2 separate regions of the Homo sapiens genome follow, and region 1 is linked to region 2. Evidence: chromatin loops called from intact Hi-C (ENCODE). Cell type or tissue: dorsolateral prefrontal cortex. All regions are shown on one strand.

Evidence for each region. Hi-C counts contacts between places; a loop is a spot of excess contacts. Peaks named below come from ENCODE experiments on the same cell type or tissue, not always from the same donor. Only the 100,000 strongest peaks of a DNase experiment are listed, where the experiment ranks them.
Region 1: a loop joins it to region 2, with 5 times the contacts of the local background. A loop is called at or near these places in 1 of 110 quality-filtered maps.

Annotation. Positions count from the first base shown.
Region 1 is chr4:25,813,049-25,817,048 of GRCh38, forward strand. The region is part of intron 9 of SEL1L3 (SEL1L family member 3); the gene reads right to left. Among named protein-coding and RNA genes, the nearest start is that of SEL1L3, 48 kb to the right of the region's middle. In dorsolateral prefrontal cortex, no CTCF peak of the experiment used is centred here; a DNase peak (open chromatin) is centred at 1,599; H3K27ac peaks cover 1,629 bases.
Region 2 is chr4:25,954,826-25,958,825 of GRCh38, forward strand. No RefSeq gene overlaps it. Among named protein-coding and RNA genes, the nearest start is that of SMIM20, 43 kb to the left of the region's middle. In dorsolateral prefrontal cortex, no CTCF peak of the experiment used is centred here; a DNase peak (open chromatin) is centred at 1,694; H3K27ac peaks cover 1,172 bases.

The sequences.
Region 1 (4,000 bases), 140 kb before region 2:
GTGTTTCTGAGGATGTGGAGAAATTGGAACCCTTGTGCACCGTTGGAGGGAATATAAAGGGTCCAGCTGCTGTGGAAGACAGCATGGAGGTTTCTCAAAAAATTAAATGTAGAATTACTATATGACCCAGAAATTCTGCTTCTGGATACTGTATATATCTAACAAAAAATGAAAGCATGGTTCTAAAGAGATATTTTTAGGCCTATATTCTAAGCAAAGTTATTCACAATAGTCAAGGGGTGGAAGCAACTCAAGTGTCCATCGATGGATGAATGGATAAATAAAGTGTGGTATAAACATGTCATGAAATACCATTCAGCCTTAAAATGAAAGGAAATTCTAACACACACTGCAACAGAGGTGAACCTTGAGGACATTATGCTAAGTGAAATAAGCCAGTCACCAAAAGACAAATACTGTGTAAAATACCAAGTGGTATTAGATATGAGGTATCTAAAGCAGTCAAACTCATCGAAATAAAAAGCAGGATGACGGCTCCCAGGGTTTGGGATGGGGGCAATGGGGAGACGTTTACTGAGTATGGATTTTCAGTTTTGCAAGAAAAAAGTCGTGGAGCTCTGTGGCACAATGTGAATATCCTTAGCACTGCTGAACTGTGTACACCTAAAACTGGTTCAGATGGCAAATTTTGTTATGTGTATATTAGCAAGAATAAGAATTTTAAAAAGATAAATCACAGCCCTTAAAGAGGAAAAGTGTAAATATTTGGCAAGTCTCTTTTGTAATAGAATAATACGGTTATTCTGGGAACAACTCAAAGGTGCTGACCTCACTGGACGGGAATGTGGAGGACACTCTTTTCCACTTCCCACTGGCTGTTAATGAAGCCAAAGCCTCCTCACTCTCTACCCCCTGCAATGTTCTCATCTCTGCTTTGAAGTGTGTTGTTGGCTGAGATAGTGAGCAGATGATCCACCTAAAATCACACAGTGTGGGGGAAAGAAACGCTTTCAGGTCTGAAACGTGCATATGTAGCGGCCTGGAAGTGGAGTGCTGGCTGTGTCTATGAAGAAAAGCTGCTGGCAGGGAAGAAGATGACTCTCAGACAGAACCAGAAATTACAGCCCATTTTCTCTTGCACCATGGTGTCATCTTATTTGTTAAAAATTCCAGAAAAAAAAAATCCACAAATTAATGCCCTTTGGGGAAACTATGGAAGCTGATGTTTTCTTTTACATTAGCCTAAATGACTCTCATTCAAAACACAGCCCCATTTTGATTCTATCCTGGCTCGTAGGGGGCACTCAGTCAATGCTTGTTCAGTAAATGAATGAATGAAAGGTTGTGAGTGACTTCAGAACACACCCACTCAGTTAAATTCCTTATCTTTGTTACCACGCCTATTCAGTGCCTACAATAAGAATTCCAAGCATCAAACATCTCATGCTTGAATCCATTCTTATAGCTTATCTCAGATATGAAAAATGTAATACAATGAGGATGTTCTAATAAAGTCTATTAATCAACAGGACAGGACAGGTCAGGGCAGCAGCAGAAAATAGAATGCAAACACAGTTCCTGTTAACTAGAGTCATCTGAAGCCCGCCGGAGCCAGCTAGGGCCAGACGCTGTGGGCAGGAAGAACTTGGAACGAAGGGTATTTGAGGAACTGGGAACGGCGATAGCGTCACACTCGTCTTACTACGGTTCTTTTTATAGGAGATCAGAGTAAAGACGTGTTGGAAATATAAACTCATTTTTTTTTACCCTCAATTTACAAAATCAAGGTTTTTTTTTTTCTCAGCCTTGTTAGGAAGCTGGGTGCAACATAAGACACCAGTCTTTCTCCCAGGGTTGCTGGAAGATGTTATGATAGCCCCAAGCAAGGGCACTGTGCCAGGTAGAGAGATGACCTTAAGGAGTGTATGCCCCACCTCTGCAGAAGGCTCCCCAGTCCTTCCAATGTGACCTAGAGAAAGAGGTGCTGAAGGCAAATGGGGCCCAGGGCTTGGTTCTAGAAATTCACCTAAACTTCGGTTCTCCCTCCCTGCCATCTCCTAGGCCAGGGAAAGGCAGGGAGAAGAGGAAGGCAGCTGGCCATGTGCCTCTGGAAGCAGAGGCTGTGGTGGCCGGGGAGGCTGGCAGGTATGGTCCCTCGGGGGAAGCTCCTTGGTGCTGTTCTAATTTGGCACCAGAAGACCCCAATGGCAGGTTAGTCATGAACGGTGGGTCCTAAAGTGGCAAATCCAGCTTTGGGTCCCCCTCTCTCCCCACTGATGGGGGCCCCAGAAGTCTAACGGAGGTCAGCAGAACAGGCTCACTGTGCGGGAATCTAGCGGTTCTGCAGCGCCCATACCCAGGGAGTCTTAAGGTAAGGGGACTTATGATTGGGGTTTTTAATTAGATTTCATTGCCAGGCCTCCATGGAAAACAAATCATTCTAAATTCTTATAAACAGAATTTTGAGCTGCAACAATAACATGAAAACATTCTCATAGACAGTATTTACTTAAAAAAGAATGTTTTGTGGAAAGGATGCACTCCTGTTCCCAATCAGCACAACTATTTTTAAGTAGGATCAGAACTCTTGTAAAGACAATTTTGGTGTGGATGTGGTCTTAGTCCATTTAGCCTAAACTGTCCAACATGCGTCTCCCTCTCCTGTTTGCGGGTCTTGGGGCATGGGGCTTCGTCACCTCCAGACAACCATCCAACGGAAACCTGGAATTATCTCTGCCCAGTAATAAGAGCAATAACATTGACATAGCAGTGGTTCTCAGCTGGGGGTGATTTGGCCTCCCTGGGGACTTGGGAGCATTTGGCAATACCAGGAAATATTTTTGGAGAGGAGGGATATTGGGGGGGGTGCTTTTGGTATCTAGTTGTGGAGTCCAGAAATGCAGCTAAACATCCCGTAACACACAGGACAGCCCCCAACAAAAAAAAATTCTACAGTCCAAAATGTCAATATTGTGAGATTGAGAAACCCTGCTTATGTAGGGCTTACCATGTGCTGATACTGTTCTAAGTATATTGTATATATATGAAATACTTATATAATAATCTATATTATATACTTATATATTATATATTTATATATTATATATTATATGATATATTACATAATATAATATACATATATTATATATGTATATTATATATACATACACACATATGCACACACATATACATACACATATATACCTATATATACATATACATATATAGATCAATTTATTGAACCCAATACTAGAAGACAGATACTATTATCATCCCCATTTTGCAGATGAGGAAACTAAGGCTCAGAGAAATTAAGTAACTTGCCCAAATCACACAGCTAGTGAGTGTTAAAATTGGACCCAGGCCAGCTGGCTCCAGAGGCTACGCCACTCATTACACAACATGACGCAGCCTCCTGCCTACTTGTCCTTTGTGCCCACATCCAAGCAGCCATGGAGTCCCTCAGAGCCCATCTCTACATCCTTCAGCTCTGTTCCTGTCACCATGTCCCACTCAGGCCTGCATCCACTCCTCAAGGGACCATGGCAATATATTCCCTTCTTCCAGCTCCACCCGCTTCTAATTCACCTCCCTGCCATTCACTGCCACCAGAGTGACCTCAAAATCCCAGATCTCACTATGTCTCTTCTTCTTGCTTGAAACCCTTCAGCAGGTCCCTGTCACCTGAAAGGTAAAGCCCAAACTTCAGGATGGTGTCTGAGCTCTCGTTGGAACAATCACTTTGCAGGGCTTCTCCTGCCTCCCCATTGTCACAGCACCATCATGCGACATGCTGTGCTGTTACCACCTCTCAGGGTCTGCTCTGCCTGCAATTCCCACCTCCAACTCTCTTATCTGGCAAACACCTGTTGGCCTTTCAAGAATCAGTCCCAGTGTCTCCTCTTCCAGGAAGCCTTCCCAGAACACCTCAGCCCTCCAGGTAGAACTGACCACTCCCTTCTTTGTGTCTCCACCATTAGCTTCTATATCTTTAATAAAATCCATTACTATTTTTCTTTGCTTTCAAGTCCATTCCTCA
Region 2 (4,000 bases):
TTGTAAGAGTTTTCCTGTGGGGCCAGTTTTCTTGATCTCAGCGCTGTTGACAATTTGGGCTAGATGATGTTTTGGTGTGGGAAGCCACTCTGTGCACAGTGGGATGTTTAGCAACATCCCTGGCCTCCACCCACTGGATGCCAGCAGCCCCCTACTCCCCAAGTGGGACAACCCCAAAAATGTCTTCAGACATTGTCCAATGTCTCCTAGGAGGGGGGCTAGATTTTGTCCCCTGGTTGAAAGATATCCACTGCTGTAGAGCTAGAGGCTGAGAACCCACTCCTTTCTCTAAGTGACATTTGTCTGCTCATTAGTGGCTCTCAGCCTGGCAAGGGGTTGCTCAGGGCAGAGGAGGATGGGTGCTTAGAAGATTGGCAGTACTTCACCAGCAAGCTACCTAAGGGAACTGGGCAATGATGTTACCACTAGATCACAGTGACAGTTCAGAGGTCTGTGTTTTGGAGGAGCTTGGTAAGAGTCAATTCTGGTGGTCTTTTAGTCACAAGGATTTTCCTGGGGCCATGATCTATGCTACCTCCCCGTCCTTTCCTCTAGTAATGGACCCCAGACCCTGGTTACACGGGGAGATACGGGATCTAAGCTGAGCCAACCAGAGCACTTCCTGCCTCTGGCCCCTTCCCTAGGTCTTTCGCATTGGAGCTTGCAAAGAGAAGTGGCTTCTCTTCCTGGCTGAGGCAGTATTAGAATGTGAGTGCAAAGTTTATAGGCAAATTTGTCTACTATATGAAGTAAGCTGGTCTGAGAGTGAGGAAAATGGAGAAGAGAAACAGAGTGTTTTGATAGTGTTGGAATTCCTGCTTCCAGGAGCTCCTAAGCCATTTTCCTGTCCTGCCTTTTCTGTGGCTTTATTATATGAGACAATAAATTCCAGCTTTTGCTTAATAAGTTTTGCTATTACGATTTATAATAAGATGTATTTATATAGTCTTTGTCCAGGTTTCCTGGCATGTGGCTTCTAAAATCCTTGGAATCTCCAAGGTGATAAGAGTGTCTTTTGTATGCTAATGAGATGACCGGTGGCTGGGATCCCCAGGTAGCTTCAGGATGGGGATAGGTCACGGAAAAGACCAAGGCATATTAGAAGGTTGGAACTTTCAGCCCCACCCCTCAACCTCCAGGGAGGGGAGAGAGGCTGAAGGATAAGCTGACCACCAATGTCCAATGATTCCATCAGTCATGCCTACGTAATGAAGCTTCTGTAAAAACTCAAAAGGACTGGGTTCAGGGATTCAGGGGGCTTCTGGCTAGCTGAACTCACGGAGGTTGCCGGAGGATGGTGTGCCCTGAGAGGGCATGGAAGCGCCGTGCCTCTTCCCATGTGCCTTGCCCTACGTATCTCTTCATCTGGCTGTTGGTTTGGATCCTTTAAAATACCCTGTTAATAAATGGGTAAACATAAGTAAGGTGTTTCCCTGAGTTCTATGAGCAGCTCTAACAAATTAATCAAACCAGAGGAATCATGGGCACTCTGATTTATAGCTGCTTGTTCAGACATTGCAGAGGCCTGGACTTGTGACTGGCATCTGCAGTGTGGGATATCTTGCAGGACTGAGCCCTGAGCCTGTGGTAACTGATGTTATCCAGGTAGATAGTGTCAGAATTGAATTGAACTGAATTGAGTTAGAGGACATTCAGCTGGTGTCTGCCAGAGAATCTGCTGCAGAACTGCTTGCTGGCTTGTTGGTGGAGAAAACCCCCACACATCTGGTCACAGAAGTCTCTGTGTTGTGTTGTGAGAGTATAGTAGGAGAAAAACTATTTTTTCCCCACACATAAGTATATGTTAGATTTCTTTTGCCTACATCGAGAGGCTTGAGTTATATAAGGAGGGAATGGGGACAGGCCTGGGATTAGGGTGAGGCAAGCGAGGTACTCAGGGCCCTCAATTTAAGGAGACTCTGACTTTCAGGCCTGGGTAAGGGCAGGGTTGGCATCCGAGGTGAATGACTTTTAAATTTTGTGTCCTTCACTGCACACGTATGTTTATTGCAGCATTATTCACAATAGCAAAGACTTGGAACCAACCCAAATGTCCAACAATGATAGACTGGATTAAGAAAATGTGGCACATATACACCATGGAATACTATGCAGCCATGAAAAATGATGAGTTCATGTCCTTTGTAGGGACATGGATGAAATTGGAAATCATCATTCTCAGTAAACTATCGCAAGAACAAAAAACCAAACACCGCATATTCTCACTCATAGGTGGGAATTGAACAATGAGAACACATGGACACAGGAAGGGGAACATCACACTCTGGGGACTGTTGTGGGGTGTGGGGAGGGGGGAGGGATAGCATTGGGAGATATACCTAATGCTAGATGACGAGTTAGTGGGTGCAGCACACCAGCATGGCACATGTATACATATGTAACTAACCTGCACATTGTGCACATGTACCCTAAAACTTAAAGTATAATAATAATAAATAAATAAATAAATAAATTTTGTGTCCTTGTCACTTGTCTTGCCTCATACTTCCTGGCCCTGGGAGGTAATCACGGCATTTGGCCACAAACGGGAGTCTTGACTTTCTGTAAAGTGCTTCGGGGAACTCAAAACTCTAATTGTCCACTGACTCCTTTGTTTGTTCACTTGTTAAAGAAACATTGAGTACCTACTGGACGCTCAATGCCATGATAGGTGCGGGGAGGGGCAGCAGATGAGTTTCCGTCTCCAGGAGGTGGACAGCCTGCAATAACTTGAGTGATGTATCTTAGGGAAGGGGAAGTATGTTTTGCGGTGAGCATGTGCAGCAGGAAGACCTGCAAGTGGATGCTGGAGCTCAGGGCTGGAGCAGAAATACAATTTGGATTGCTGTGTGTGTGTGTGTGTGTGTGTGTGTGTGTGTGTGTGTGTGTGTGTGTGTGTGTGTGTTGGAGACTGAAAAGAAATCCCAGACCGAGGGCCAGCACATGCTGAAACATTCTCCATATTCACTCAGTAGACACTGTTCAAAGCCCATCAGGAACCAGGGGATGAGTTAGCCTCTGGGGAAAATCACCACCCTACCCTCAAGGAATTCACCCTAACAGTGAAGGAACCAGACAAGTTAGCCAACCTTGACCATGCAGAGTAAGGCATTCTATGGAAGTACAGTCAGGCACGCAATTCAACCAAAGTGGGCAAAGGAAGGCTTCCAGGAGGGCTGATATTTGCTCAAGCTGGGTCTTGAAGGATGAGTTGGCATTAGAACAAGTGAAAGAAGAGAAATCAGGGCAAGCTGAGAAGAGACCAGGCAGCAAAAGGCACCTGGCCGCGGAGGTGAAAGAATGCGGTACGATGCTTTCAATGATGATTAGGTACCCAGGATAGCCCGTGTGATCCAATATGGCCCCGAAGTACTATACATTTACAAAGAAAAACAGTAGAAATAATAATAAGTGGAGTCACATCTATCTCATCTTTCAGGAAGTCCCACGCACCAGCTTTTCTTCCAGCACTGGAACAGATAGCTGTTTTTTTAGTTGAGCACAGGATGAAGCAGTTGGCTTGCATTTAAGGATTTGTGCTGCATGAAAAAATACGTATCTTTAAACTAGAATGAAATTCAGTGCACCAAGATTTTGCACCATTAGAGTCTGAGAAACTAGAAGAAATTGAGATGGACCAAGGCAGCTCAGATAGCACACTCCCTCCAGGGCATTGATAATTGAGGAGAATGGCAGACAACTGCCTACACTTTTAATTGTTTCTCTCCCTCTCTCTCTGATTACATAGATTTGAAAATTCACATATAACTCAATAGTACTATTTGCAGGGAGCAAAGCCACTTAGGAGAATAGATACTGGCACCAGAATGCCTGGGTTTGAATCACAGCTTCACTTTCTAACTGAATGCCCTTGGGCAAATTACTTCTCTTTGCCTCAATTTCCTTATCCATAAAATAGGGATAATAATACTGTTAGGAGAAATAAATGAGTTGAAGTATTTAAAGGGCTTAAATGCTTTTTAAATAAGAGTTGTTTCAT